4 separate regions of the Homo sapiens genome follow, and regions 1, 3 and 4 are each linked to region 2. Evidence: chromatin loops called from intact Hi-C (ENCODE). Cell type or tissue: endothelial cell of umbilical vein. All regions are shown on one strand. Links, peaks and the distances in the headings refer to the core of each region. The heading gives the core; the rest is flanking DNA.

Region 1 (8,106 bases), core at 1,718-6,717, 100 kb before region 2:
GCTCACCCTTCCTGCTCTAACATTTGGACACTCTGTGACAAATGCAGAAGGAATTCACTGAAGCCAGCTCAGAGTCCTGTACTGCCAGGCGTGACTGCAGAACACAGCCCAGGCAAGGGATGGAGCAGTAATGCACCGTGGGGTGGGTGGGGGTCCATGCTCAGCCCCAAGATGGAATTCTGTCCCTTCAATAAAGATCTGGAGCAGAAAAGGAGCATGCAGCACCCAGCAACCACAGAGGGTGACCACAGAGCTGAGCAACAGCTGAAGCTGTCCAGCTGCTTTTCTGTGGCAAGTCTACCCACATCCGCAACAGACAAGGGATTCATTCATCAAGACCCTGGCTTCATGAGAAGATCATATGTCAGTGTGTGTTTCTGACAAGTGTTGTTAGCTGAAAGTGTGGACCGAAGGTGCCCCCCAGCTCACCACTACCTAGGCCACCAAGAAAAGGGAAAAAAGAGGCTGAATTCACACAGCCTTGTGAAGTTCCTGGCAGGACCAAGTGTTAGAAACTTAGAAACTACAAACTGTAATATAAAGCAATTATTAAAATGAATAATAGTCGTATAAACTGGGCATGGATGAACGAATTTATTGCATTTTGGAAACTTTTGCATCAGGAGGACTCATATTGTAGAAAAGAGTAATCATAAAAATGGCTGTCATTTTAAAAAACATGCCTACTGTTGCAAGTACCACATGTAATTCTATTTAATTTTATCCTCACAACAACCCTTTGAGCACTTCTAGCCCCTGTAGTGGATTGAATGACGACTGCATCCAAAATATAGGTTCACCTTCCCAGAACCTGTGGATGGAATCTTATTTGAAGAAGCGTCTTTGTAGATGTAATTAAGTAAAGGATCTTGAGATGAGATAATCCCAGATTTTTTGGGTAGGTCCTAAATCCGAAGACAAGTGTCCTTATAAGAAGAGGAAAAGACACAGAGAAGGAGAACGCCAGAGGAGAAGATGTGAAGACGAGGCATCGAAATGATGCATCTACGAGTCTAGGGATGCCAATAAGTGCCGGCAGCCCCCGGAAGCTAGGGAGGGGGAGGGAACCCCTTCTCCCTCAGAGCCTCCAGACAGCTTGCTTTCAGGCTTCTGGTTCCCTGAACCGTGTGTCAGAAAATTGATTTATGTTGTTTTAGGCCACCCAACGCTCTGAGAATCGGAGCTGTTGTTCTAGTTCTAGTACTGAAAACTGCCCATGTGACTCTGGCCAGTCCCTGACTACCAGCGGAGCCCCCTGGGTAAGGTGTGCACACTACCCTGCTGCTCTGCTGCCTGGACAAATCAGTCATTCAAGTTGAATAACACTATTAAGGTAACGATAGTTTAGTATTAAGGTTAACCACCTGCCTACCATCAGACTGCCTGGATTTGAGGCCAACTTTTCCGCTTAGTGCCTATGAGACTGCGACCAAGTTATTTAACCTGAGTCATTTTCTTTTTCTTCTGTAAAATGGGGAGAATTCAAGAGGAGCCTTGAGCAGAAAAAAAGACATTTGGTAAAAACTAAGGAAGTCTGAAAAAAAGTATGGACTTTAGATAATAATAATGTATTAATATTTGTTTATTAATTGTAACAAATGGGCTAGGTGCGGTGACTCTCACCTGTAATCCCAGCACTCTGGGAGGCCAAGGCAGGCAGATCACCTGAGGTCAGAAGTTCGAGACCAGCCTTGCCAATATGGTGAAACCCCGCCCCTACTAAAAATACAAAAATTAGCCAGGTGTGGTGGCACATGCCTGTAATCCCAGCTACTCGGGAGGCTGAGGCAGGAGAATCACTTGAATCCAGGAGGCAGAGGTTGCAGTGAGCCAAGACGGCACTCCAGCCTGGGCGACAGAGTGAGACTCTGTCTCAAAAAAAAATTGTAACAAATGTACCATACTCACATAAGATATTAATAATAGGGACGGCTGGCTATGGGATATATAGAAATTGTACTAATCTAAAACTCTTCTAAAATATTAAATTACATATTATTATTTAAATGGGGAAAATATCAGTACCTCACCTCACATTGTGATAAAGATTTATAACAGTGTTTGGCATATTATAAGAGACATTGTTCGCTATTATTGTTTTAGGGCTGTTATCAGGAACAAGGAATTCGTACTTGCAATGTTCCATGAAACAGGCTAAATCATTTTTTTAAGTGAGATGATGTGACATATTTAGAGTAAGGTTGTCTGAAAATGTTATTATAACTGTAATTTTGACTCATTCCAAAGCTAAGTAAAGCCAATGTAGTAACTAAACTTTGTTTCATGCCTCAGTGTTTCTTGGTTTTTAGATCTTTTCAAACTGTGACTCTGACTACTACTGTAATTGCATGTAGCTCATGCAAACAAGATCTACCTTGTTTATCTGAGAAAAATGGAAAAAAAGAGAAAGACTCACAAATTGCAAATATATCTCCTTTTTGTTTCCTATCTGCTACTGGATTCCATTTTTAAAACACCTACATCATATTTTACTTTTTCCTTAGAAAACCAAGCAGAATGAATTGCAGTGACTCTTATATACTATTTTGACCCCAGGAGGTGGACAAATGACCATATATATACATATACATTCATTCAGATTACTGCAACAATGAAAGAAGCACACTCTTGATAAAACTGGTCATTTTAAGAATGACGGTGTCAACAGAAGAGAGCCAAACTCATTCAGATTGCTCCCACCTTGCCTGATGCCTGCATCATAAGAAAGCAGCAGAAAATCCAAGTTTGGAAAAAATGCTGCACACTTTCTCACCTGAAGAGATGCTTCCTACCTTAGGAAGAGAATGCTGTTTCCTTAACGGAGCTACTCTTCTGGACCTTCTGCAAGTAAGATGGGTAGATGGACAGACAGGCAGATGACAGCTTGAGGACAGGCTATTGTACCAAAAAGAAAGAGACCAAGGGCAGATGCAAGCAGCAACTGGGATCCTCTGCCCAGAAGATACAGGAAAACAATAGATAGCCGTATTCGAAATTCATTTCGCAAAGAAAACCAGTCTACGTCATTCAGTAATAAAACTGTAGTATCTGGGCTATAGTCACTAGGTTAACTATACTAGGTTATAAGGCTGGGTCTGAGTCCAGAAATTTATAATGAGCCATCACTATTGCAAGTGTTTTATCTGAACTATTATCAAAATGGACCTCCTCTCTGGGCTTTCCTGGGAAAATGAATCGTCTCCTGGAAAACCCATCTTGAAAGATCTTTGAATTGCAGAATGCACAAAAAAGGCAGCAGTAAACACATGAATTCACACCCGCCTTTTCCTAAGAAATCTGACTACAATATTATCATAGGATAATGAAAATAGTTTTTTGTTTAATTGTTAAACAAAAGTAAACAATTTTCTTCCCTGTGGGGCTTCTTGAAGTGTTTAATAGGTTATAATGCACATTGTGAGTTTCTGATGGAAGATTTAATAGTCTATATTAAATAAACTGCAGGAGCATTTCATTATCAGGGCAAGGATTAACAGCTCACTTCAGATCACATTTTAGGAAGCTGTGCTCCTCCTCCAGCAACATTCATAAAAATAAATCCTTCTGTTGGTTAACGTTTAAATCCTGTCTTCCTAATCTTTGGTTGCCTAATAGGGCCTAAACAATTTCAAGACCAATCTATACCATGCCACAAATGTCCAATAATCAATCCACCAAGGTCTGGACTGAGACCAGGGCTGACAACTGCCTTTTCCATGCTGCTGAGCCTTACTCTATTGGTGTCCAAGATAACTTAATTTCATCAACGCATAGGGAATGTTTGCCCCTCCCCCAATATTTGCAACTAACAGCAATTGTCTTTTATCAAAAAACTTTCCTATTTGTGTTTTGATTGAAACTTTAAAACATCGAACTCCTTGATATAAAGAAAATGATTCATTTCCTTCCTTTAATAAATGTTGAAACTACTGTGAGCCTCTCGCTTCATCATGCCTCGGTTGTTACACCCTCAACCGCTAGGGGGTGCCAGGAAAGGGCCCTGGGCTCAGGAGCAGCAAAGTTCCAGCCAGAGTAGTCAGGACGCAACAGAGATTGCAGCCCAGGCAGGTGGTTTTCATACTTCCCCAAACAAGCCTCACACCTGACTGCTCACCGGAGCCGCTTTTTGTCTGGAAGTAATTATGCCCAACAATATATAGATTCGTTACGTCTGTTGTGGTGTAAAAATCTGACACACCGTCTTTAATTAGAGGCCAGCTGAATTTGCTTTAAAGGCTTTTCTTCTTTCTCCACTTCCAAGTCTTGAGACATCACCAGGTTAATGCCATTTTGATTAGCTTGTTAGAATAATTTATTGTTTAGCCTTTTTAACGATTAGGGTGTTCACCTCATACCCAATCCTTTACTCTATTTGATTCCCTGAAAACTTACTGACAGGATTCACTGAGTATGCATCTGAAACAATCAGAAAATTCCATAAAATGGCAGTTAAAAGTAATAAATCCTCCACGGACCCACCCAAGGATGTGCCTCAAACATGATCACTGGCTGAGGCAAGAGGATCACTTGAGATCTAGAGTTTTAGGCCAGCCTGGGCAACAAAGTAAGACCTCCATCTTTATAAAAAATTTTTTTAATTAGTTTGGCATGGTGGCATGTGCCCAGCTACTTAGGAGACTGAGGTGGGAGGATCGCTTGAGCCCCAAAGTTTAAGGCTGTAGTGAGGCTAGGATTATGCCACTGCACTCTAGCCCAGTGATAGAGTGAGGCCTTGTCTAAAAAAACAACAATAAAAAGATAATAATTACTGGCCACCATTTCTCCCAGCTTTTTAAAGGATTAGAACTTTCCCTATTGTTGCAGCTGAATAAATTGCATCTTTAAGGTCAAAAGAAGTTTGAAGTCCTTCCACTTTCCAAGGAGTTTTTAAAAGAAAATATACCCATCTCTTCTGCCTTCTTAAGAGGAGTATTTTTTTATTCTGTTAGGGGAGACTTTTGTTACTGAAACTAACCCCAATTAGTCTATCAGCACAGCTAGAGAGAACTAGAGGACCACAGGGATTTTCCAGGTTTTCTTTTGCAACCAAAAAGTCATGGGGAATTCCAGAACAGAAGATGCTGGCTAATCAGACCTCCACTGGACTGAAGGAATGTTAACACAGCATACAAACAGTCTCCATACAGCACTGGCCTGCATAGTTCAGACCTTTCTGGTTCTACCATGGAATGCTTTTTGCAGAGTTATGACTCCTCATGACCCTCCAAGTTGTTAGAGCAGATTAGAGCTCCCGATGACTCTGCTGATGAGCAGATGGTATTCTCTCTCTGAAACAGCTGGAGAACCCTGGTGGTGATGGTGGGGTTATTGATTCAGGGCCTCAATAACTGCTAGAGTCATCGTTGATCCCTTGATTTCTCTCCCTCCCTATGAGGAATCTGTTTGTAAATCATGTCTATCTTGGAAATATATCCAGAATCCAAACACTTCTCACTTCCTCCTTTACTCCCACCATAGACCAAGCTGTCATAATCTCTGCTGAAACAGCCTGCAATAAGGCCCCCCAGCTTCCATCCTTATCGTCTTATAGTCTGTGCATACTTGCCACCTTATAAGCTACATCATGTCCAACCAAAACTCCATAAAAGCTTCCCTTCTCACTCAGAATACAAATCTGGAGCCCTGACCATCGCCCCCCCGAACCCACCCCTCCTTCATGAGCTGCCCTCTTCCCTTTGCCTGTCTGGCTCATCTCCTCTGGACTCCTTGAGTTCACCTACTCACTCTGCTTCAGCCTCGCTCGCCACCTTGCTTGTCCACAAACCATCCCGTACCAGGACCTTGCACTTGCTCTTCCCACAGGCAGGACTGCTTGTCCTCCAGAGAGCCCTGCGATGCCCTCCCTCCTTTCCCCAAGGCTATGCCTAAACACCACCTGAGCAGAGAGGCTTTGCTGGCCACCCCACCTTGGCCACTCTCTGACCCCTTGCCATCCTTTATTTTTCTCAGCATTTGTTACCATCTGACATCTTTATTTGTTCGTGTGTTTCTTGTCTGTCTCTCCCACTGGAATGTAAGCTCCATGAGGCAGAGACCCTGTCGGTTTTAATCAACACTGTGCTCTCAGAACAGTGCCTGGTCCATTGTGGGGTCTCCACAGGCGGCTGCTGAAGCAATAAATGAGTAAATGAAAAAAGAAGGCTCAGCAGCTCTGCAAGCTGTGAATGAGTGAACCACTCGGCAATCAGTGTTTGTTCATGTGACGTCTTGCTATTTGTTTCACAGATAGGAAAAAGGGGCCTAACGAGTCTAGTTCTCAGAGTCAATTCAGAATAAATTCACATCCAATGGTATTTTTCTGGAAAATCTCGTCTTTGGATTTATTCCACAAACTAAAAGACAGAAAGAGTTCAATTCTTTTAGACTTCAATATAATTTCTGAACCCTGACTGCATGGGCCTCTGGAGCAGGCCTAACTCACAGGACAGGCTCCCTGTAGCTGGCAGTGTGACTGCCAGGCTCCAGAGTAGGGTGGGGTGTGGGTGGTAACTGTGAAGTGCCGGGGCTGCCTGTGGCTCAGAGGCCGGAGTTCATCCTGAGTCATCTCCCGACCACAGGAAATGCCCACAGTCGTGCTCTCCTGGACTCAATGCCAGGCCCTGGCTCCTGACCAGCAGGCTCAGCTTCCCCTGAAGGGCCAGGCAACATGTTTTGTTTCATTTTGTTTTTAAGTGATTTGTACTGACTTTAAAGCAGAGAAAGATGGTACAATCCAGGACCACATCTTTGTCTCATTTTTGGCAGCCAATGATCTACAGGATAAGCAACAAACAAACCCAAAAGGAAATCACTAGACACAGAGCTAGAGCTGGAACCAGAGCCCTGAGATAGACAGGCGAACATATTTTTCAAGTTCCTCGTGGAATTTCACTTCTTGTTGGCATCTTTTTGATGATTCTTTGTACATCTCTTATCTACCAGGAGGCGGTTTGCAGGGTGATTCTGAACTCAGGTGGGAGGGTAGCGATCTGTCTCCAGGGCCCTGTTTTCTGAGCAGTGAGGGAAAGTTGTGTAACTTTTCCATGCCTCAGTTTCCTTATCTGGTAAATGAAAATAGAATAGTCCCCATTTTATTGGGGCCTTGTGAGAACAAAATAGGGCTACCCTAATACAATATTGAATGATGCCGGGCACTTGGTAAGTTCTCACTAAAATGAGCAACAATAAACATGCATCCCAAGTGAAACCAAAGGAGGGTTTACAGGAAACTGAGAGAGCTTCAACCTAGGCTCCAGTGTGCACAGGTGCCTGGGAGTATCTGGGAGCTGCGGGTGGCTCCAGGTGGGATGGAAGCCAGATTACCATCGGGAAGCGTTTTTTAGAAAGCATTTCTGGTGAAGTGCCTGAGGTGATGTTAAGAAACAAAGAGACTGGAATTTTCAAGCTTTCAGTAATCTGTTGTCATGGGTTTTCCCCCCTGATTTGAAATAAATATACACTTTCACACATGATTTATTTCCAGTTTTGCATTTCTTTTTTTTTTTTTTGAGAGATCTCGCTCTGTTGCCCAGGCTGGAGTGCAGTGGTGCAATCTTGGCTCACTTCAACCTCTGCTCCTGGGTTCGAGTAGTTCTCCTGCCTCAGCCTCCCAAGTAGCTGGGACAATAGGCACGTGCCACCATGCCTGACTAATTTTTGTATTTTTTGTAGAGATGGGGATTCACCATGTTGGCCAGGCTAGTCTCGAATTCCTGACCTCAAATGATCCACCTGCCTTGGCCTCCCAAAGTGCTGGGATTACAGGTGTGAGCCACCACATCTGGCCTGCATTTCTTTTCTTAAAGAAGGCCTCCCAAAAGGTATAATCTTTAGGCCCCACAAAACCTGGACTCATCCCAAAATGGTGTAATGAAATCTTCGCCATATTACTGAAAGGTGGATATTATCCCTTTTTCATAGTCTCAAAAGTAAAGTGTTCAGAGATAAACACTCTCCCCACAGATAGACAGGAGGACCTGGCAGGACTGCAATTTTGAACCCAGGACTCCCTACGTCCAAAACCAAACTCTTCCCACTACACTCAGCTTCCTCCCATTATGGGCATCATGATGGCTTTAAAAAGTAAGTGCCGGACTCAAATGGATA
Region 2 (8,106 bases), core at 1,222-6,221:
TTTTCTATGAACAACAGAAGAAATTATGCAGCGAATTATGCAAATCTGTCGTTGCACATTTGAGAATACTATTTCAATACCCAAACACCATGAAACAGGCTACATCTAGAGCCGTAACAGTCATGAAAAGGAGTGGTGAAGTAATTAAAGCAACATGGGAGTTGTGACTCAAAGATCATATTCTGCCATTCCATTAACACTTAAATAACCCTGACCAGGTCAAGTAAGCCTCTCTAGGCTTCAGTGCAGCTATTTGAAAGAAAATTTTTAAAAACATGGTTAATATTACTGAAAGGAGTATGATAAGCCACTCACATATTTCCTACCACAGAATAAAATGTTTCATTAAATATGTTCAAGGCGAGCAGAGTGAGCCTGGGCTGTTCCCACAGAGAGGGGGAAAGAAGCAAGAAAACAGTCCAAGAAGAAAACGCATAGTCCCCAAGACTTCATGAACCCTAGCTAATTGGAGGGGCAAGTGAACAGGAGATGTGGTAAAGGCCAAATAAAATGGCCAACGTATGAATTATATATGCAATACCATTTGCAATCAAATATATGAAATAACACACATCTCACCAAATCTCTTAATCAGAATCTCCTTTTTAAAAATACTTATTAAACAACTCACTAAGTGTACAAGCTCCTCTGCACACAACCAACTTCTCAAATCAGAATACCCAAGGTGGGTCCCCAGAATCTACATTTTCAAAACTCCCAGGTGACTTAGATGACCATAATCATTTGGCAATGACTAGACTAGGATGATTTGTAATTAGATTTCTTAATATTCCCATGTAATAGATGTTTCTAATGGGTTCAAAAACAGTTTGTACACTTAAATCTATCATCCGAAATTTTATTTACAATGCTAAATGTCTTGCTGGTTCCTGTTTTCATAGATAATACAAAGCATACTTCTCACAGACACTGTTGGGTTTTTCATCTCAAACAAAATGTAAAGACAGCAAACAGCAACTTAATATTTCTATCTATGGCTATGGCATTTTTGACCAAAAACAGACTATTATTTAATTTTTGTTAGATTCAGAAAACACATTAGATTCTGCTTTATTAATGTTTTTATTTTTAAGCTAATGGGAGAGGTTATAAGTCTAGTAGGAGTATGTCCAAGATTATCAGGGGCAGCCCCAGTTTTAATGTTCTGATCCATTGTAGCATAACACACTAATTTTGGACCTATGTCCTAAAAGTTTAGATTAGGAGAAAAACGTCTTCTACTTACAGGTTTCTGAAAAACAGTGTTTGTAACCATCATTGAAAAGTCTCCAACTTAAAAGATAGGAGAACAGTTAAGCAAATTTGTTTGGTTTTCTTAATTAGCAGAATGCCACATAATTTTGGCATACATCCTGGACTACTAAAATTTCTGGTAGATAGTACTGGCATCTCAGATTGGCCATTTTACTTTACTTTTAATTTCTGTCATGACATTCATTTTCTGCCTCTTGAATGAGCTCAATAAGGAAAAATTCCCACTTGGAAAAGATTTAAGGTAAACTGGATTTTTTTTTTTTTTCAAATTAAGAAAGGAGCTCTACTGAATGATAGACAAACTGTCACTGTGGATTTATTTACCTTTATCCTGCTGGTCCCTGAGCTACATAATGCTTCAGTCTCAGTTTCCTGATATTAATTTATGTTACTGTTACCACAATACATGGCCAGCAATCTTGACTATGTCGTTGTGAGAAAGGCCCCTTTAAAAGTATCAGTATCAGTTTGAACTGTGCAGAAATGTAATCTAGACATCCTTCATGCTCTCAGCAAAGAACCTATAGCCCCCTCATTACCATAATCAGGGCCATTCTATTCCCAAGGCAGCTGTGGGTACCTGCCTTGAAGTACGTTCAGCCTGTTGCAATCCTGCCCGTATCCGTTTGATAGGCACATTTGATGGTCAGTCCTGATTGACCACAACTGGAACTGTTCTTCTGGAACGTGAGTGAAAACGAAAACCTCACTTCATGAGAAAAAAAAAAACCTATGCCTCTCCTATTCTCATTCTGCAATATTGAAAACTCTAATTTACATATTAAAACTCAATACTACTTTGTTTTAAAAACAATCTCTTTTGGAATCTTGTTTAACCTAATGAATGACTCCTTTATCTGCAGATTTCTCAAAGGATGGTTCTGTTTCCTGCTCTCTGCAAGGAGAAAATGAATGTCTTATTACATTCCTAATAACTACAGATAATGAGGGGAAAACCATCATTCACAGCATCAATGAAAAAGGTGGGTGTTTTGCCTTCCATTGCCGATGGCAAATGATACTACACAGGAGAAGAGAAAGCAACCAGAAAATCGCTCTGGGTAGCATGCCAGGAAAGACATTTCCAAAATTTTGATGAAGTTTCTTAAAGTTTCCCAAGGATTGAAAGATGCCAGTTAGAAGGTTCAGTATGTTCCAGTGTCTCTTATTAAGACCAGATAAGGGTCGGGCACGGTGGCTCACACCTGTAATCCCAGCACTTTGGGAGGCCGAGGAGGGTGGGTCACTTGAGGTCAGGAGTTGGAGACCACCCTGGCCAACATGGTGAAACCCTGTCTCTACTAAAAATACAAAAATTAGCCGGGTATGGTGGCCTGCACCTATAATCCCAGCTACTTGGGAGGCTGAGGCAGGAGAATTGCTTGAGCCTGGGAGGTGTAGGTTGCGTTGATCCGAGATCGCGCCACTGCACAGAGTGAGACTCTGCCAAAAAAAAAAAAAAACAGCTAAGATGACTTGTAGTTGCAGCAGTCATCATCTTCCTGAAATCTGAAGATGATTGTGAACTTGGCCTTGAAGCTCAGGTATGCCGAGTGCCCCTGGAGTCTTGCTCTGGAAAAATCTCATGTAAATCAACTCCTTTGAAATGCATACATAAAATGAGTCTTGTGGCCGTTCATTAGGGAAACATAAGGAGAATCCTGCTGTATAAGGAGAAATTACTTTATAATACCAAAAAAGCCTGCCTGCTCATTATCTGTCTTACAAAATAAAATTCTCCAACTACACTCCCAACCCTCTGTGACTGTGGCAGTGACTTTAGCAAGTTATCTTGAAATCAAAGCCATCCCTTACAGTATTGATTCTATTGAAAAAAACGAGTTTCAAAAACAAAAACGAATTTCCAGAATAAGTCCTGCTTTTAATTCAGAGACTTTTGTATCTAGTTGGTGATTTTTTTTTTTTCAGTGAAACATGCCTTGGCTAAATGCCTCCTCATTACTGAGCTGTTGTCTGTTCTTTTATTCTTCCACACAATAAGAGTGGCACCACAACATGCCATTCTGCAGAGCACGCACAGATGCCCTGATGCTTTTTATTATGGCGTGTTATTATCCCCATGCTTTTGTAGTAGGGAAAAGTGAGGGGAAACATAACCTCCCGGAGGCTTAACAAGAGTCACCTGACAGCCTCCAGGCTCCCTCTTCCTCAACAAATGTCCGCATGGTTGGGTAGGCCTGGCACTTCCAGGGGCCAGCAGAGCAGAACCTGTCCCCAGAGGTCCATGGTCCCTCCTGTCTCCCGTCTCACAGCTTTCAGACTAGAAAATCCCAGGGTGGCCTGGTGGAGGCTTGGGTAGAAGAGGCAAACTGAGAAGTGAGAAAGGGGCTGATCCCCAGGGTCCTCTAAGCAAATTGAAAAAAAGAACTGAGTGAAGGGTCGCCACCAGGGTGCTTGTGGACACAGGTGGCTTCTTTCATCTTCTTTCTTTCCCCCACAGTCCGGAGGGACTTCCAGAGCATAAGAGCCACAACAGAGTCAAGGAATGATAGGCGGGAAGGCTTCCTGGCTGGAAAGTACCAGCTAGGGTAGATGCTATACCCACAGGTTCCAACTTGGAGGCTCCAGGCCCTTGAGGTGATGAGGATAGAAAAGGGGAAAGAGTGCTGTATTTGCTGTAACAATAGTAATATTAATTATTATAATAGCAGCTCTCATTTTTTGAGCCCTAATACCATTTGCCAGATGTTGTTTTATATATTTTACATGTATTAATTCGCTTAATATTCTTAACAACCATATAAAACAGGTACCACTATTATTTTCATTTTAAAGGTAAGGAAATTGAGGCATAGAGACATTAAATAATTTTCTAGGTCTGGCAGTAATTACGTGCCAGAGCTAGTTGGAGGAGCTCTGGCAGCCTGGCCTGGAGCCCCTGCTCTGAACCACTGTGCTCTACTGCCTCCTACTGGCTGTACAATCATCATAACTATCTGAATCACAAAAAGATGTTAGATCAGCATCATCCGACAGAACTGTTAGGCAAACCCTATATGTAATTTAAAATTTTCTAGTAATTACATTAAAAAGTAAAAGAAACAGGTAAAATGAATTTTATTTACGATGTTATCCAAAATATTGTCATTTCAACGTGTAATCAGTATAAAAGCTGAGATATTTTACATTTTTTTCATGCCAAGTGTTCAAAATCAGTGTGTATTTCACCCTTACAGCATAAGCTACTTGGGAAAAGTCACATTTCAAGCACTCAATATGCACATTGAGCTACCAGATTGTGCAACGCATGTAGCACAGTTAGATACTCAGGACCTTAGAAGTAGGTGCTGCACCAACCTGGACTCGATGGGCCACATTGCCCACAGTGATAGAGGTGACCCTCTTCTTCCACGTAGAAATCCATTTTCAGTCTGAGCATCTCAAGAAACATCCAAGTATGAAAAGTGATGATCTCTATTGTGTAAGACCTGCTCTGGCACTTGGGCCAACATCTTTAATTGAGAAATGTACAATTCCTGAGGACTTTCAGTTCTTAAAATAATTATCTCTGCCAGACCGCACCCATTTCTTCTTTAGTCCCTCCTGGAGAACCCTCCTAATTCATGTCTAGGTGCAGGATTGTAGCAAGCTTCATCTTGCTTTGAACAGGAACATACTATGCCCCACCCCAGGCATTTCTTAGCCAAAGATGTAGCCAGTATATATTCTCATGACACAGGCCTGCCGCTTTATTTGCAGGAATGTGCTCACCTATTAGAGGCAGCTATGGTTCATTTGCTATGCGAGAATATAGTCTTTAGATCTTCATACAGTAATAGCTATGTCATTAGCTCCTTTACTTATTTCTGCATAATCTCTTTACATGGTTTCTTGGCCAAAGAACAAAAGTGTGTGAGGCCAGGCATCATGCTGTTAGTGGGTAATTAGCCCCACTCAGATTCACATCAACTCCAGATCCTTACCTTAAAGACAGCATGACTAGTCATATGTGTATAACTCTCCTTATTAAATATCTAAAAGCAGTAAGACTTAGGATAAACTAAACATCATTCATTTCCTCCCCAGATCCCATGGATTTTGCCTCATTTCTTGCAGAGAGATGCAGATATCTAATGATAATTTTATGTGGGATTTTTTTTCCATGAAAGTAAGAGGAGAACATAATTATAATGTTTCATTAAGAAATGTATCATCTCCTAGGCATATTGCAAGGACTATTAGTCATTCTGCTGTGAATTAGGAAACGTACTGTATAATTGCAAAATTACATTAATATCTTCAATACAGTCAAAATAACATTTCATAGAATATTCAAGTTGAAAGTACCCTACAGAACATCTAATTTCCCAGACTTGCTTGAGGATAAGAATAATTTAGAATATTTAATAACACAGAATCGGTGGCTTATCCAAGACCCACTGAATCAGAATATTGGGGAAGGGGTCCAGGAAGCTGTGTTAGTAAGCAAGAACAGTTCAGCTTATTGGTATCATCAGAAAAGGTAAGGGAACACTGAACTTTGTTTTACAGAGGAAGGGCCTGGGGCTCAGAGAGGTCAAGGGACTGGATCACATTCACACAGCTACTGTACATCAGATGGGAATTGAATCTACCTCTCCTGAATCTAGTCTAGGAACTTCCCCAAAACCAGACTACTGCATTAGGGTTCAACAAAACAGAACTGAAACCCATCATTGTCTTCTGTCTATAAAGAAAGAAGGAAATAGTAATTTTTTCCAAGGGATAGGTTTTTATATAACTTTTAATATAGTCTTCTAGACTCCCCATGATTCAAGAAGGTCCATGAAAAACTGATGACATGCAGCACACACACACACACACACACACACACACACACACACACACTCCATTTCTGCTTTATCGTGAACTCAGAAGAGACCATGTTTAGTGATTAAACTAGTCTTTTTCTTAATCCTTTAAATATTCCATGTGCATTAATTATCACTCTTTTGGATTCTCTTTTAGAGTCAACCATCAAGTCTATATCCATTTACTTCAAATATCTAAATTCTTCCTTTATCTTTTGTTCTACTTTGAGGAATGCAGGGCTATTCTTCAACAAGTAACTCATTTTTAAAATTTAAGCAAGGCGAAAATGGTGTCAATATTTATCCTCTGCTGCAGAAAATGTAGATGAAAATCCAACAAGAAATGCCTTTCCGATGTCAAAATGTTGATTTTACCACCTTCTTATAATTTTCTTTATTTCTGCAGATTGTCCGAAGCCTCCAAACATTCCCATGATCATGTTAGGGGTTTCCCTGGCTATTCTTCTCATCGGGGTTGTCCTACTGTGCATCTGGAAGCTACTGGTGTCATTTCATGATCGTAAAGAAGTTGCCAAATTTGAAGCAGAACGATCAAAAGCCAAGTGGCAAACGGTATGTGGAAACTTAGGGCTACTCCTTGTCTAGGGGAGAAAGAGGCTGGTGGAAGAGATTGAGGGGCTCAGCTTTCTTCTGCTCTGGGAGTTCAAATGTCACATTTTTTCTCTCCCACTCTCGCCATGACTCCAACAGCTTTGATTTCTGTTCTGCTTCAGGGGCAAAGGTCCAGATGACCCTCATAGCTTATATTTGTCTTAGTGCGGTGGGGATTTCCACCACGATGAAGGGTCTCATGAGGCTCCTGAGACAGCTGCTTAGGGACATTGGGGAAGTATATTTTTACCCAGCGCTTCCTCACCACTAGGAGTATCCCTCAGGCCCCATTTGATAAAGCACGGGTGCTATATCTAAACATTTCCATAAATTGGTTATGTTATAATGAATGGAATAGTGTTCATAAATAGTACGATAATTCATGCCAATTTCTTTGGAAATACTTGTTTCTGATATAATAGGTTACAAAGCAAAATTGAGATGATTTTTAAAATGCCATGCAGTTATTTTTTCTGAATAACATAAATTTTAAACAGAGACCTGAAAAAAACCCCAAAAGTATTAACCTTTAAATACATAAACTCAACAGAAATAATTTAACTGCCTTCTCTTCACAAGAGGCAATCAGAAGGCAGGACTATAGTTTTCTGTGTTTCTTTTCCACAGGAGAGATAATTACATTTCTAGAGACCCATAGAAACAATTCCATAGTTTTAATTTCATCTCTCTATCTCTAATGGTGTGTCCAGGTATCTAACAGCAATTATCTTACATTGCTGATTCTAACAACAATGATATCACTGGAGAAAATACAGGTAGACGCAATGCTCCTTTGGATTTGTCCGCCCAAATAATTTGATGTTAACAATTTTTATAGCAATGCCTTCAACTCCTAAAGCAAATGGAATTTTCCATTTTTGATAAATTTATCTTGATAAGGGATGTTTCTGTTGTATGCGGTTATTCTAAATTAATGATAATACATGGTACAGGACAATGAACACTGAAAATTTTTATCTACTTTATCTTCCCATTAAAAATGCATTTAGATACAACAGCCAAATGCAATGTATGGATTTTGTTTGGATCGTGATTTGAACAGTCCACCTGTAAAAATACATTTTTAAAACAACTGGAAAAAGGCTGGGCATGGTGGCTCACACCGTAATCTTAGAACTTTGGGAGGCCAAGACAGGAGGATTGGATCACTTGAGCTCAGGAGTTCGAGTTGGGCAACATGGCAAAACCCATCCCTACAAAAAGAAATACAAAAATTAGCCAGGCATGGTGGTTCACACCTGTAGTCCCAGCTACTTGGGAGGCTAAGGCAGGAGGATCACTTGAGCCAGGAGGTCAAGGCTGCAGTGAGCCATGATCATGCCATTGCATTCCAGCCTAGGTGACAGAGTGAGCCCCAGTCTCCAAAATAAATAATAAATAAATACAT
Region 3 (8,106 bases), core at 1,782-6,781, 220 kb before region 2:
TTAGAATTTGTGCTGAGATGGTCATGTTATTCAAAATGAAAACATTTGTTTCAGTGGACTGGAAGGAGTTGTGTTACAGGTAAAGGAAAAAGGGAAAATGTAACTCTCTCGTTAGATGACATGCAATAGAATTTTTCTTCAGAGTCTGTGCAGCTGGCTTCTTGGCTTTTTCTTCAGCAGCTCCTCCCACCATGCCTGGCCTCCAGTGCTGAGGGCGCTGGGGAGAGAGATGTGATTTGGCTCAGGCAGGCCTAATGAAACCCTGCTTGCCTGTGTAATAGGTGGATGATCCTGGACAACTTGCTTTTGCTTCCTGGCCTCAGTGTTCTCTGTTCATAAAGTAGGGATTATAATGCCTGTGATGAGGATTAAGTAAGGTAACATATGTAAAGCTCCTTGGCCAGTGCCTGGCACAAATAGGGCCTGGAACCAATAGTGTTTGCTTCATTCTCTTTCCTCAACTCTCCTCTTCTGCCTATTGAGTGGGTGATTATCAGAGGCTCCTCTGTGCACACCCTGTCTTCTCTGTCTTATGGCCACTACCTTTTCTTTTTTGAACTTTTAAGTCTTTTAAATTAAAAAATCAATTCAACCACCATTTATTTAGCACCAATTATGTCAAAGGTGTTGTGGTAGATAGCATAGCACATAAAAATGAATAAAACAGTTTCTATCCTTAACAAGATTAAAATATATGTGAGAAAAAGATATATAGATAGCAAGCAGGATATGATGACTGCTTTCCCAATGTATAAGGAATACCAGATTTGGTTGGGGAGATGAGCTTGACATGCCATTATTGTGCACTTTCATCTAGACCTTATTTAGATAGACAATAGAATGTACTGTAACTTTTTTCTAGTATACATAAAATTGAGTACTCTATAGTCTCTCGTCACTACAGTAAAGGAGGAGTGAAAAAGTGTGCAATCAACAAACTCCAACTTTCTCAGTTATATCATTGGGTGGTGGACACTCCCAGAATCATGTATTACATATTTTATAAAGATTTGTGGAAAATATTTTCATTAAGTTCATCACATATTTATTCATATTAAGAACTGCCCTAGGCTTTAAATTTTTAATTTCCAATTTGGATGCATAACAGTAGTTTTACTTTTTGAAAATCTGGTATTCTTTATTTTCTGCCTCACCTTTCCATAAGGAGGACAGTTACCAATTTTGCAGTATTTAATAAGGATGGTATTTTTGGTACTGGGATGTCCAGAGGAAATCTGTAACCTACATACTGAGCTCACTGCTGTCACCAAAGCTTTCTACCTGTGTCTGCTGTTGTATGCTAACTGGGACATTGTTCCCAGGATTCCATGTACGATTGTGGGCATTGTCACCTGCACAAGCACAAGAATGCCTGGTCGGGGGTGAATGGAGCTGATATCCATCTCACACTGAGTCACCAAGTCCTGTACTTCAGAGATTGACCCTTCCCATACAGGGTACATTTTTCTAATTTGCAAGAAAGGTGCCCTAAGAGCTAGTGGCTTCCCTGATTGCTCCCCTAACATCATGTGGTTAAATTTTGGTATCTCAGACAAGTAGAGGCTGCGGATCTGCAGGGTCAATTGGCTTCAGATTTAGTCAATTTCTTGTTTTTTAGGCAGTGAATAAATATGTGGTTCCCCTCCCCCCCAGTTTTTTTCTTAAAATGAAGCTCATCAAACAAATGTACCATTCTGAGGTGTGTTCTCAAGTCATATATTATAATTCATTTCACTCAAAGTATATGATTAAAGCTCATTCAAAGCCCTAAGAGTTGGGAATGAAGGAAGAATTGTAGGATGTTCTGCTGTGCCACAAGACTTAATTTATACCATTTATTAGTCTTACCAAGTACATTGAAAGGAAAAAGTTGTTGGGGGCCAGGCACGATGGCTTACATCTGTAATCCCAGCACTTTGGGAGGCTGAGTGGGGCGGATCACTTGAGGTCAGGAATTCGAGACCAGCCTGGCCAACATGGTGAAACCCCGCCTTATTAAAAATACAAAAAATTAGCCAGCTGCAGTGACATGAACCTATAATCCCAGCTATTCAGGAGGCTGAGGCAGGAGGATCGCTTGAACCCAGGAGGTGGAGGTTGCATTGAGCTGAGATCATGCCATTGCACTCCAGCCTGGGCGATAGAGCGAGACTCTGGCTCAAAAAAAAAAAAAAAAGAAAAGAAAAAGAAAAACGAAAAGAAAATGCTTCTGGGACTTTTCAAGTATGCCTTGCTATTCAGACATTCTCAGAGATTAACCCCAAAAGTGAGTGATTATCTCCCTGAGACCCAGGGTTAGAAAAATAACTTCAGAAGTACAAAAGTTGGATTATTGCCCTAATGTGAGCCCACTTTAAAGCAACTACCATAAACAATCTAAAGCAGAGTCTGCAACTGTGTTAGCCATGGTTTAAATGGTGCCAAGCTACTATTTCCCATGGCAAGGGAAATGTTAAACTGTGAAAGAGGCAACAGCCCATAAACATCTATATCTGCGTACACAGCACAGTGGCCACCAGCCGCATGTGGCTATTGAGTGCTTGAAATGTGGCGAGTCCAAATAGAGATACGCTGGCAGTATAAAATACACACTGGATTTCAAATACTTAGGAAAAAAAAGTCAAACATCTCAATATTTTTATATTCATTACATGTTGAAATGATAATATTTTGGAGATACTGTATTGAAAATATTATTGAAAATAATTTCATCTGTTTTTTTAATGTGGTTGCTAGAAAATTTTAAATTACAAATGTCAGCTGCATTTGTGATTTGCATTCTGTTTCTATTGGACAGCACTGATCTAGGTATTTCAAGAGAAAAGAAGGTGGGGAATGTGTATTTGGTTTCTTCATGGTCTGTGTCTCCCAGGATACAATATCCTGTTCCCTCTTTCTTAGAGGCATGGGTTGTCTCCCCGCTAAAAAACAAGGCCATACAGTATCACTGATGACATGCTTTTTCCACTCTGTGGCTATTCTGCAGTTCACTTAGTATTTAGATTGTTAACTTTTCTATGTAATCTTTGCCACAGAGTGTTTGTATACATTCTTAATAATTTTCTTAGGAGAAATGACTTAGCTTTTGCTGCAGATTGCCAAACTGCACTCTGGGTATAACCAATTTGCTCTTACCAGATGTGTATGCCTAGTTTGTCATTTTCCCTCTGACCTGGGATTTTTCACTTTTTGTTTTTGTTGTTGTTGTTATCTTTGCCAATTTGATAGTGTGTGTTATCTCTATTAGAAAAGGGAACACACCTAAATTTCACACCCTAACATGAGCTGCTCAGTGTAAAATAACAGGAGAAAATGATGAAGGACAGCTTATCCTAACCCACTTTGGCTAAAGGTTTGAATTAATTTGCAGTCTATGCAGAAGAGTATCAGACTCAGTGACCATTCCAAATTATACTTTTAATGAATGGTCCTCTTTGTCAGCTGTGAAGACCATAAGAAACAAATAATTAAAAATGCACAGAATACCTGGCAGGATGAATCCTGTGGGAACCAATCCGTAAATGTGCCCTAGACACAAAGGGAAGCTAAGAACAGTTAACATTACATGTAGTTTTGGAAGTATATAATGAAGATCCTGGGGAAAAGAGTCCTTCTCGACTGGGAAGTTTTTAATTGGCATGACTATATGGGATACAGTTACATCAGGATTGTAAGTCCAATTAGCCAAGATTCTACGAAAATCTGTTCTGTGCTTCCTGAACTTGAGAACAAATGAAAAGAAAACCCAAACATACTTTAGCTTTCCTTCTTTTCATTTAGCGAGAGCAGGAACGAGTTGGTCTTATGAAATTGATTGTCACTGTTGTCTCCAGCACATTAACATTTTTTACACACAACAATTTGAACAGTTCTCTAGGAGTTTGCTGTCCTGTAACTGTCATGTCTGGGTTTGCTGCATGGTGTAACAGTAAGAGCATCTCAGCCCATTGGTGAATCGGATGCTGCCAGACATTGCTTTGCCACCCTCCTTCTCCCAGCTACTCCATATTCTGAGTAGGAGCTTGATGTTCCTGCAAATCATTATACCTTTGCATTTTTTCACTTGGTTCATTAGTTTGATAATAAAATACATTTAAAAAATTTCCCCCTAAATGATGTTTTATGCATTCTCTCATCCCCTTTTCAAGTGGTGGATAGGTCCACCACATGCCATTTCTCCAGGAATCATTTCTCTCTCTCTGTTGAGCTTGTGTGTACAAATCATATTCTTTAGATTCTAAACATATCATCCTCTTTCTTCTGCAGGGTTGATTGGAACAGATTTTAATCCTCATTACTTTGCTTTTATTATGTGATGAGCTGAAGGGTTTTGACCTTTTTGTTTCTGAGATAAATATCCCTTTTTTTTTTTCACATTTCAGGATAAAATCTTAGGTATCCATTATAGCTTTAAGTGTTTGTCTCAAAAACTACCGTTTTGGGTTGTGTTTTCCCCCAGAATCACTTCAAGTCTCTACTCATATTAGTATACATTTAAAACTTGTGATTTAAACTTAGCCTGGAATGGTGACTAAAGGGTTGAATTTTAGGTTGAACTTTTTCTGTTTCATCTCCCTAAAGAAGGGGGCTGTGTTGCATTATTTCCTTGGCTCCATACATTCCTCCTGGCTCGGGTCCATTCTTGGCTCTGGTAATGATCTCTTCCCTTCTTAGCCAACAGTTTCCTTAACACACATAGTCACTGGAAGTGGCTACTCAAAGAGCTTCAGTGGAACCTGACTCAGACTCGTTACTGAGGACCTACCAAATAACCTGATTTTATTTTCTGGTTTCTTTCAACTGCAGTGCAGTGGGGAAAGATGAGTCATTTGTCCCCTCTGCCTTAGTTTCCTTCCTTGTAGAACAGGATTAATGGTACCGCCTTTGCCAGGTTGCCGCAGGCTTGGATGAGATAATGTGTCAAATGTGACAGTACTTTTAAAACTTTGTCATAGAAGTCAAGTACTTGTCATAGCTCTCTCCTGGTTTTTACTCTGACTGCCCACATATTCATTGCTAAACTCATTAGAAATAACAAATTCTCCTTCTGTTAGCTCATATGGTTACTCAAAAATATTTTGTTGAGCACCTAAAATGCATTACTACATCTTATTCTCCTTTTCTGCAAAATCTCCTTACATAATGTTGTGTCAGCTAAATGGAAATCTTTAAGTACTATAGATAAATGCTCTGTGAACATTGATGGAGGATTTCCTCATTAGAAAGAATGAAAATGTTGATAGAACTGAGTTTTCAAAATAATCATTGTCAAAAAAAGGATTTATAAATATGGGCATCTCATGTCTGTGGTACTAGAATAAGTGCTGTACCACTCATGTTTTCATGCATTTAAAATGAATGCACTTTTTATCTCTTTTTTTTTTAAGTTCACTAGAGTTCATGCTGAAATGTTATGGGGCTTCATCTCTCTGAGGTACTTGTTGGTTTTAGAAAAACGGGTTTGTTATCTCCTGAGTTTCCATCACAACATCTCTCTGATTCTTCTATGATTGTTTCTTCTGTTTTATGCTCAGCCACTAGAAGGAAATTTGATTTTTCATTTAATGGACCTAGAAGTGCTTATTACTCTCCACCACCCATCCTGTACTTCACTTTCCCCGTTCCTGTCTTATTGGCTCCATCAGTGAATTGTGTGGTTTGGGAAGAGCTTGGAGTTAGGTCTAGGAAATGAGCTTCAGCTTCAAGCCATTCCCTGCCTTCCTTCTGAGTTAAGGTGTTTGTGAGAGGAAACAAGCAGGGGCCTGGAGCAATTACTGAGCCCAGTGTAGGCTTGGGTGTTAAGGAGGTCATTATCACCTTCTTCTGGATGTGGTTTGGAACAGGGACTGGCCTGTGGAAGGGTCCCAGGCTGGCCTGGTGGGGGCTGACCCAGGTAAAACAAAACAAATATTTTGATAAGTTGAGCTCTGAGCAGTTAAGTAGTGGGAAAGGGCACATAAGTTTTCTTCAGGACTGTATCATTTATTGTACCTCCATTCTACAACACATACTGTGTTCCTAACAAGAGAATGGGAATTATTATTATTAGGATCACAATATAGATGATTTATAATACATATTTCTCAAATAACACAGGAGAGATAATCATTTCATATCCCTGCCTTTCCCTCAACTCGATCTCAAAGAAAGCCCACCTACCCTTTCTGCCCCCACCTCCATCATCACCCAGCAGCCTCTGGGGTGAGGTCTGCAAAGAGTGAACTCACCTCCACCTGGGTTGCCTTACGTCTTGAATCCCATTTTAATGCCAGAGCTGGTACATTTACTCTTTAAAGTATAAAATAGTTTATACTTATTTTATGTATGTGTGTGTATAGACATATGCACATATGAGTGTATGTGTATGTCTGTATAAACACTCGTGTATGCATTTATACACATATAAAGTATGTTTTATATATATAAAACATTATATATATAAAATATATGTATAAAAAACATACTTTATATATATATATAAAACCATGTCATGTAAAGAAGCTTTCTGGTTCCATGCTTTGACCCCATGTCTTCAGTGATTTTCTAGTATCACTAGGATCTCAGCTCCCCTTGGAGGATTCACTCCTTTTTGGCTCTGAGGGGTCTTTTGACAGACCTGTAAAATCCTGCATGGATGTTCAGGACCCATTTTTACCCTGACCATTTAAGCATACAAAGTTAAGTAAGCCCTGAACAAAGCGGGAGAGGAAGCAGGAAGTCAGGGCAGTGGAGGGGTTGTGTTCTGCTAATTCAGCAGGATAGTCACAGGAAGTGTGAGGAGGCATCATTGCTGATAACATGCTCACTTCAGCTGAATCCCAGAGAGAATGAGGAGAAAAGCTAATCAGATGCCTCCCCCTGTTGTTTGATTTTTTTTTTCTCTTATGTGGATTTTTGTTTGTGGCATGGTCAATTCATACAAGATTTTACAAAATTGTATTGGGACGTTTTTGTCCCAGTTTATAACTTGAAATTAAAATAAATTGAATGCTGTGAGGTGTGGTTTTTAAAAGGTATCTTTGCCGCTATTCTTTTACTCAGTAATTCTGTACATGTAATCATTATATTTACTGACATTCATCTTGTATCAACAAGAAGTCCAGTCCTCTTTCAAAGCAGGGATATCAAAGCCTCTATCCCCAACCCACCATATTTTAGTAGTTTCCTAGATTTTTAGATTTTAAGGACCAGTAAACTAAACAAAAATAATTAGGGTTAGGGATCCAGCATAGAGTCAAAAAGAACACAAACTCCAACAACCACCATCTTTTATCACTCTTTCTTAAAAAGAAAGACCATTTCACTATCAAAAAAATTAGAAGTACATAATCGAACTTAATTTTTTGACAAATCCATGGCACCTATTTTTCTGCTGACACAGTGGTGATCATCTTTCCCCAGGTTAGTTTTTGTGAAACCCTGCTCTGCAGCACCCTCCCTGACCCAGGCTAGTTCTGCTAGAAAACTTCTAGTGACTGCAAACACTCGACTCCAGTTCTTGGAAAGGCCTGCTTTATAGTCTTTCCTTTTCTAGGTAAGCATCGGTAAGAACTTCAACTGTTCCTTCCTTGTAGGATGTGATTTCTAGCTCTTTGTTTATGGTGCTTACTCTCTTCTGAAAGAGCTCAGAAGACCAGGTTAAAGGAGATGTTTAGAATAATTGCATTCAATGTAGAAAACACTTCATGAAAACAGGCTGTCTTATTTATTTATTCCTCCACTCCTTTCTTCTGAATGTCAAATGTTTATTATTTTCAGGCACTATGCTGAGGCCTCATATACGAGGAGGAAAACACACAGTCCAAGGGCACACACCTAATGGGGATGACAGCCATGCAGATAATGTAGCAGTGTGCTGATTGCTGCACCAAGATGCTGCGTGGACAGGATGCCATGGGCAGAGTGCAGAGACAGCACTCAGCTCAGCCAGGGAAGGTCGGAAAATGCTAGAGAATGCCATTAAACTGAGTCTTGCAGAAAGATGCTAAATTTCCCTGGTGAAGGAAAATCTTAAAGGGCAGGAAATTAAGGTGGAGCAGGGCAGGACAGGGACCTGTATAGCGATATACAGGCAAGCTGGCTGGAGTTTTATTCATTTGTTAAGAC
Region 4 (8,106 bases), core at 1,226-6,225, 130 kb before region 2:
CACCAAGGAAACCCCCTGGCCTCTGACCACCATGATTTCCACTGCACAATGTCTCTAAAGACCTCCCGTTCTCTGCAGACTGAAAGAAAACAACATACACCCTGGGGACAAAAACCACCCCCCTCCCATAAAAGCACCATTCCTGCCCAGTCTCAGACAAGATTTTCCTAATAGAAGCCACCGGAAAAGAAATAAACACCTCAAGTAATAGTTAACTCTGATCACCCTATTTGCTTTAATTATTAACATTTGGCAATCAAAGGAAACAATAATACTCTCACTAGGCACTTGAGGAAAAAAAAGGAACTGCCTTTATAAGATGTTTGAGCAGTCATGTGGATGGGCACATGCAGTCTTCGCACAGACCAGCGAGCACTCCAAAGTGTAAGGACTGATTCTTCCACTCTGCTAGTATTTCTTGAACTGGCACAGTTCTAGATGCTGAGGATACATTAGTGAACAAAACAGACAAGAATCCCTGTTTTTGTGGTGCTTACGCTCTAGTGGAAGATAGAGGAGGCAAAGATTTAACAATAAACATAATAAATAAGGAAAGTATAAGGTGTGTTAAGTGGTTAAGAGAAAAATATAGCAAGGTAAAGAGGAAGGACGGTGCTGGGGGAGAGGTTTCTATTTTACATGGAGTGGTCACTGTCACCTCATTAAGAACGTAATATTTAAACAAAGTCTTAAAAGAAGAAAAAAAGTGAGGCAAGTAAAAATCTGGAAAACCGTGCTACAGACAGACAAAATTGCCAGTGCAAAGGCCCTGAGATGGGTGCATGCTTGGAGTGTTGATGGAATATCAAGGAAGCCAATGTGCCAGGAGCAGAGTGAGTTGAGGTGAAGAGTAGGAAATGAGGTCATAGGGGAAACAGTGGCCAGATAGGCAGGACCTTCCAGGCTGATGAACAATGTCTGCTCTCTTTTAAAGAGATGGGGTCCACTGGAATGTTTGAAGCTGAGTGAAATGATCTGACATAAGGCTTAATAGGATCCCACTCTGGCTTCTGTGTGCTGGGTTTCATTATAGGCTCAGATAAGACCACAGGGTTAGGCCATTTGCATTGGAAACAACCACCCGCTTCCCCTGATTTTCCTGGAGGATGTTCGGAGTTGTTGGTCTGCCAGGCTAATGCATCCCTTACTGAGCTGAGCGCAGCTCTGGCCTCCATCACAACTCCCTGTCCCCTGGAAGCAAATCCCATCATGCCTCACCCTGGCATCACATGGAAACAGACGGGGAAGGGGAAGCATCTCCTCCTTCCTTCTGTCTGCAGACTTCCTAATCATTCAGACTCCACCCAGCAAGAGCCATTAGAGCTAATTAACGACCCTCCTTTCAGTAGGTGTCTCTTCACTATGATTAATTCTGGGTCAGAGACAGAAAGCTTGTTCCATTATGGTTCTTTTTAAAAATTATTATTATTCAAGCTTCTAATACTAGCATGAACTGCGGGTGAATTTCTGAAGTCACGTTACATAGCTGTCACAACTAGTAATCGAAAAATTCAATTTATAAAGAATTAGGAGAGGCAGGAGAGGCAGGAGAGGCATGCTCTTCGGTCTAGAACAAAGGAGATCAATCCTGACACAATGGCAGCATGACATTCGTGGACTTTGAAGATTCTAGGCTTCCTCTTCATTAATTAGAGAGAATCAAGAGTTCTGGTGGTTATTTTTTTTGCAGAAATTGTGCTTTGCAAAAGCAGATGTCAACTCACTCCAGCCACCTCCAGCTGCAGCTCTACATGATAATTAAACTGCGTGTCAGTCCTAAGCTCCATCTAGATTGGCAAATCAACACTCAGATGGCCATTGCCACCTACCACCCATCAGATTTAGGTGGGGTTATGGGACTTCCTAGCACAAAGATCCTGGGTTTGGGATGGCGGGGAAAGTGGGCTACATTGCTGTGAATGGACTGTCCTGGATAGGTAGTGCATTTAAAATCCTCAGCAAGAACCAGAAGATCAAAGTTGCCTTTAATCTGCCCTCATGTTGTGTATGCTTGGTGGGGTCCAGAGTATTTCCCTGTCAGGGTCAGTTGGTCCTCTTGTGTTGTTGCTGTTATTGTTGTTACTGTGTTAAGTAAGCAATTATCTTTTTTTAAAAATGTTTTTAATATTTAGATTACCAAAGTAATATATATTCGTTGTACCAAAGTTAAGCAATGTAGAAGTGTATAAAGTAAACAATGAGGGCTCCTCTGTGCCCCTTTCCAATCCCACCATCCTGAGAGAGCCACTAGGAGATTGGAGGCTTTCCCTCTTCCTGGGCAGCAGGTTGCAGTCTTTGAATACTCTTTTGACCAGCCAGATTCTGACTCTTAATGTGACATCTTACCATCCCTGCTGCTTTTTCTGTACCAATGAGACTCTCTACTGTCCTCAACTTCTCTGCTTCCACAAGAGTCAGCGGCAGGCCCAGTTTTGGAGTCTCATTAATGGATCTGACCACAGGGACTGGCACAAGAACGCAGGGACATTGGTATTTGTTTGCATGATCCTAATGTTTCTATGCAGGAGACAAGGGAGGAATCCAACACCACCAACATCATGCTATTAGCAATGCATCTGCAACTAAATGTGTACAGCCCAATCTTTAATTTGACAACAGATATTGTTGGAAAGATAGTAGAAGAAAATGAGCATATTAAAGCTATCAGAACTGTTGGAGTCAACAGATGCCTGCAGTCTGCTCACAACTACTGGGGGAAGGGAAACAAGATGAAAGGCTATCCTTCCAGAAATAGAAACATTGCCAAATTTAGCCCTGGGCCTCATTTACCATAGGTAAGGCAACAGACGGAGCCACATCATTAACCTGCCCTCCCAGGCATCAATGTCTTGGGGGATTTGTCCAGACGATTTCAGACAGGGCCCTGTGTGTCTGATTGGAATTCAGGAAAAGCTGCAGGGAGCAAGAAGGAGAGTGGTAGCCTTACAAGTCTTTCCCCAAATACCCAGATTGCCTTGGGTGTTTTGACATTTGCTGGCATTAAGACCCTTTGGCTGTTTCACAGTCCATTTATTTAAAGATGGTATTTTAAACTCTCTCCCCAGAGCAGCTAGGTTGTAATATTAGCCTGGCTGACATCAGACCCTCTCTCGGGTTACCAAGGTCATTCTGACTGCTTCAAGGTTACCAAACTCTAAACAACAGTGAGCAAGTTTTATTCACATCTTGATTATAGTATTTATTTCATCAATGTGTAATTATCTGTTTACTGGACTGTCTCCCTCACTAAAGAGTTATCTCCTTGAGGACAGTGAATGTGTTTTAAATATCTTGGTGCTGGCAGCACCTAGCTGGAACTGGGGTACAGATGTTAAGTTAGCTGTTTTTCTGGACTTTCATTATTTGTTTGGTGGTGGTTTTTTTGTTGTTGTTGTTTTGCTATGGTTGTGATGGTAGTGGTGGCTGTTTCCATGAACATCATTTGACGAACGATGTGATGTTAGTTTTACGTGTCGATTTAGCCAGGTTCTAGTACCCTGTTATTTAATCAAACACTAATCTAGGTATTTCTGTGAAGGTACTTTGTAGATGTCATTATTATTTACAATTAGTTGACTTTAAGTAAAGGAAATTACTCTTGATAACAAGTGGGCTATATTCAACAGTTCAATCAATTGAAGGCCTTAAAAGCAAAAAGTGAGGTTTCCCAGAGAAGAAAGAATTCTGACTCTACTGTAGTAGCCAATTCTCCCTGAGTTTCCAGGCTGCCAGCCCACCCTGCAGATTTTGGATTTGCTAGCCCCCATAATCGTGTAAGCCAATCCCTTAGAGTAAATATCTCTCTATCTCTATCTTTATGTATCTATCTAATCTTATTGATTCTGTTCGTCTGGAGAAACCTGACATGACAGACACAAATCCATGTAAAATACACCATTAATTCTATTGATTCAACAGATTTTCTGAGTGCCTACCACATGCCCCACATTGTGCTAAGTGTTAGGAGTAATGGTAGAAAGCAGCAGTCCCTGATCTCAAAGAGTGGTTTGATTTAAGGCAAGTCTAGGGCAGTGCTGGAAGTTTCCTAAAGAAACGAAATCAGCCCAGAATCTACAGGAACTAGACTCAGACAATGAGTCACCTCCAGCTGCCTTGGCCTGGGGCAGGGACAGCTTGGATGGGCATGGAGCCAAGAGGAATAAAACACATTTGCCCAGGCATCCAGGGCACCCAGGCTTCATGGTGCCAAAAAGAAACAAAGCATGGAGGGAGAGAAACGATCAGGATGGTTTTTCTCACTCTAGGCAACCTTATGCTTGAGAAAGCTTTCTTCCCCGCAAGTACCCAATAATTCCCCTTCCTAATGTGATGGAATGAACTCACCATGACCTTACTTCCTTTCCAGGAAGTCCAAGAGGGTTCTCATCAGTCTGAAAGCTTCAGGAAAGGCCTGGCCTTGGGCCAGTCATCACACCTTAAGCATTTTAACCTGGAAGAGTGGCTGGTGGGGGAGCAAGAAGGAGCCTTTACTCTCCAGCCTTTACTCTAACCATGGCACCTTTTAAATTGGCTTTTAAAGGGAAAATGTTGTCCTGATGTTTGTAAGTCTCAGTTGAAAAGAAATAAGAGAAAAACAGTGTGAAAACAAGACTAACCAGATGATTCAAAGAGAAGGTAGAGGTTTGTTAGTTAGCCTTTCTTATAAGCTAGGTGGTATAGGCCCCACTGGCCCTAGGAAGGCTGTCACCATCGCTTTCTTCCTGTGCAAGAACATGACCATCCCTTTCCTTCTCACCCAAAGGGGAAGTAGCATGAAGAGAATGCAAGGTTCAAATTGGGTGCCACTGCCTGTGTGAGCAGCTCAAGGTTTGGGAAGAACTTGGTAAGCCCATATAGCATCATTTGTGAATGGAAAAAAAGTCACCTTCCTTCAAGACACTTGACTCCCATCTGCATAAAATAGTCTTAAGCAATATGCTAATCTATGATGAGTATAGTTGAAATATCACCCCCTAGAGTTTTGCAAGGCATAAGCATTCTGGGTGGTCCTGGAACCATTTGGATTTCCTCCTTGAAGCTGCAGGATCGTGCCTTTGCAGTTTCCTCTATTTCAGGGAGTTGCTGTCTTTGGCAGCTTGTCCCATGATCTGTCACCAAGGTGGTTCTAACCCTGCAAAACTTTCTCCAACTTCCCAGTGACCACCTTCCCCCAGGTGCACATTATAGCTTTACATTCGTGGTAGCCCTGAGCAGATCCTATTGCAAAGTCCGTCACAGTCTCATTCTCTCCCTCATCTGCCTCACCATTTCCCCACCCACCCACACACAGATTTGGGCTGAATTTGTGTAAGTCAGGTGTAATATCTGTTTACAGGGCTGTTGTCCTTATAAGACTATGAGCTACTCAAGACCAAGAGCCAGGTCTTCTCTCTATATCCTCTATGGCTCCAATAGTACCTACCATCTAATCAATATTAGTAAGTATTAGCTTAATGAAAGGGAGGCAAGTTTTACAGCCAACATTTGAATGTGTGACCAAAAAAATGATTCTGCTAAAGTCCTGATTCCAGTGGCCACCTAGGTGATCTGAGATAGGTAAAAATGGTCTCATAATTATAACAGCTTACATTTTACAGCACTTCAGTTTACGGAGTCTATACACATATATTTCATTTACTCTTTAAAACCACTCAGTGAATTATTATTAATATATAAATTGTACAGTGGGAAAGCCCGAGGCTCAAAGAGAGCACGTTAGAAGGTAGTAGAACAGCAGTTCACACCAACCCGCTGACTTCAGAGCCCTGGCTGCTTCACCGTCTGCCACAGTACCTTCAAGCCCAGCAAGACTGCTCTGGACTGAGCCCAGTTTCACTAAGAGGCATCTGCAGGCTCAGATCTCTCTCCAAAGGAGACCTAATCCCCATGGATTTCCCTTAGTGATGCATCAGCCCAGAGTGAAGCCCAGCATGGTGACCAGCAGGCCAGCTGACCCTGTTTTGCTTCCCTTTCAAGGGCTCCTCTGGGGGATGCCACATCTGGGAGGGTCATGTCCCAGGACACTCTCACAATCCACCATCCTCCAATGGGTTCCTGCTGAAGATAAAGACCCAGACATACTCTCCTCTCAGCCTTAACTTGATCAGCCTGGACTGTGCCACCATTATCCTTCTGAGAGAGGGAGAGAAAAGGCATTCATTTTGCCTTCGTCTTACGCTTCCATTATGATGCCTTTTTGTGTAGTTTGGGGTGGAGGAGGATGCACATTGCAGCTTCGAGAAAGATTCAACTCGGTGTTAGGTGGGCCCCTTTCTCGGAGGGCAGCAGATGTTCCAGTCATCAAGCCCTCCTCTCTTTCCCATGGAGTCTGATAATCGACAATTCTCACCTGTATTGGCTGACAGACCCTTTTAGTCTTTTATTCCTGGCCTCTCAGACTTGTTAGTGAAAGGAAAGAAAAGCTACTTTGATGTATGTGTGCCCTTGGCTTAATGCCGCCTTTTCTTTCCAGATATGTTTTCTGTGCTTACAAGCAGTCCCTGGGAGAGGCCTTTCCCTCAGCCCTTCCTCCAGGCTTCTCAAAGGAATTGCTGCAAATGAGCCGCCGCCATAAGGAAACCCTAACAAGTGATCAGAGAGCACTAATGGGTCCCAGTAGCACTTCTGAGCCTTTTCACAAATGGAAAAGCAACGTGGAAGTAAGCCTGTAACTGGAAGACTTGAGATATAGATTTGAATTCCTGCTTCACAAGGTTACTGAGAACTTTAAATGAGTGGGTACAAAATAAGTATTAGTTTCCTGCTCTTAGAAAAGTTCCATATAAATCTCAGTTATAGAGAAATCTGTGGGGTATGCATTACCAGAGTGGGGTGACTAAGGCAAGCCCCTGAAAGATAGACCCCTGAGTTTGAGGCCATCATCTGCTACTTAATAGCTGTGTGAATTTAGCAGGGCTATTAACCAATCTGTGTCTTCCTGAATTGAGTGAATTCCAGAGCAGTGCCAGCTTTGTAAGGAGCATCTACTAATGCTGTCTGCTGCTATACTATGTTTTATGCTATTGACTATTATTCTATCTCTCTATATATGCATGAATTGTGGTGCTATCAGCAGGTTAGTCCCCGATTTATTTCACAAATATTCTTGCACACCTACGTCATCTAGGAAAATATAGTACAATTCTGTTCTGCAAAATTGTAATTTTTCAGAGTATTAGGAAGTACTCCACAGGGGAAAAATGGTTCAGTAGTTAAAGAAATATGTGATTCTTTGGCTTGATGATGCTCAACAGGTATTTTTACTGCAGAACTTCACAGAATATTCAATATCCTGAATCCACTTCAGGAAGAAGCCTTTCCCTTCACAGACCCATTCCCAGAATTGGTGCCACCAGGATACACTTTGGGAAGTGCTAGTAATAAATAGTTTGGATACAAGTCAATGAGACTTTCTGGCTTGGTCAGGAAAGTGTGTGAGCATTAAAGGTAGGGACACAAAAAAGGACCTCTTGGTGCTGTGGGGCATGTCCAACAACAAAAGCGCAAGGAAGAGCCAAGCTGGGAAGAACTTGGCAGAACTTGCGTGGGAAGGACAAAAGCTACATTGCTGTGAGTTGACGACACCCAAAGGTAAATCAGACTGTAGCTCAGTACAAGCAAAAGAGTGAAAGTAAGGAGGTCAAGGAGTGTGGTGTCAGCTACCATTCAATCCTTTCTTCCTCCTAGCTCTGAATTCAACTCTTATTGAGCACACATGACACCGCAGCACTGTCCTGGAAACAGAATACCCTGCACACCCAGGGTTCCAGTGTACTCACAAGTGGAGCCAGGTGGACTGAATGCAGGACTCTAGGGAAAGACCAGAGAATAAAGAGCTCTAGGCTCCAGGAAGGGAAAAATGCTTCAGGCAGAGGACTGGGGAAAAATTCCAAAAAGGATTTTTTTTTAACTGAGTCTTGAAAGAGGCATGTTATGTCAGGCAGAGGTAGGTGACAGGAAGGGCATTCAAGTATTAGGAATCCCTTGAGCAGAAGTGAGACAATACTGGCAGTGGTTGGTGACAGATGAGGAGTGAATTTGGTTAAGGCATATGGGGAGGGAGCAGGGACAGCCATGAGTTAGGACTGGACAGTCTTCCTCAGACAA

What was found. A loop is a pair of places that touch in the nucleus more often than their neighbours do. Peaks named below come from ENCODE experiments on the same cell type or tissue, not always from the same donor. Only the 100,000 strongest peaks of a DNase experiment are listed, where the experiment ranks them.
Region 1: a loop joins it to region 2, with 12 times the contacts of the local background. A loop is called at or near these places in 31 of 110 quality-filtered maps.
Region 3: it touches region 2 in a loop (3-fold over the local background); 6 of 110 quality-filtered maps call a loop at or near these places.
Region 4: a loop joins it to region 2, with 2.8 times the contacts of the local background. A loop is called at or near these places in 12 of 110 quality-filtered maps.

What each region holds. Positions count from the first base shown.
Region 1 is chr2:160,206,723-160,214,828 of GRCh38, reverse strand. No RefSeq gene overlaps it. Among named protein-coding and RNA genes, the nearest start is that of ITGB6, 11 kb to the right of the region's middle. RefSeq lists enhancers at 4,261-4,310, 4,961-5,030, 5,171-5,260. In endothelial cell of umbilical vein, for the core only: a CTCF peak has its summit at 3,972 (motif pointing right); DNase peaks (open chromatin) are centred at 3,968, 5,138 and 6,588; H3K27ac peaks cover 3,486 bases.
Region 2 is chr2:160,106,232-160,114,337 of GRCh38, reverse strand. It overlaps ITGB6 (integrin subunit beta 6), which reads left to right. Exons shown (of 15, transcript NM_000888.5): 13 at 2,139-2,258; 14 at 6,493-6,659. Among named protein-coding and RNA genes, the nearest start is that of PLA2R1, 48 kb to the right of the region's middle. RefSeq lists an enhancer at 1,673-1,742. In endothelial cell of umbilical vein, for the core only: a CTCF peak has its summit at 4,205 (motif pointing left); a DNase peak (open chromatin) is centred at 4,197.
Region 3 is chr2:160,331,206-160,339,311 of GRCh38, reverse strand. The region is part of intron 2 of RBMS1 (RNA binding motif single stranded interacting protein 1); the gene reads left to right. Among named protein-coding and RNA genes, the nearest start is that of LINC02478, 63 kb to the right of the region's middle. In endothelial cell of umbilical vein, for the core only: no CTCF peak of the experiment used is centred there; DNase peaks (open chromatin) are centred at 4,761 and 6,741.
Region 4 is chr2:160,238,029-160,246,134 of GRCh38, reverse strand. No RefSeq gene overlaps it. Among named protein-coding and RNA genes, the nearest start is that of LINC02478, 30 kb to the left of the region's middle. In endothelial cell of umbilical vein, for the core only: no CTCF peak of the experiment used is centred there; a DNase peak (open chromatin) is centred at 4,144; H3K27ac peaks cover 2,307 bases.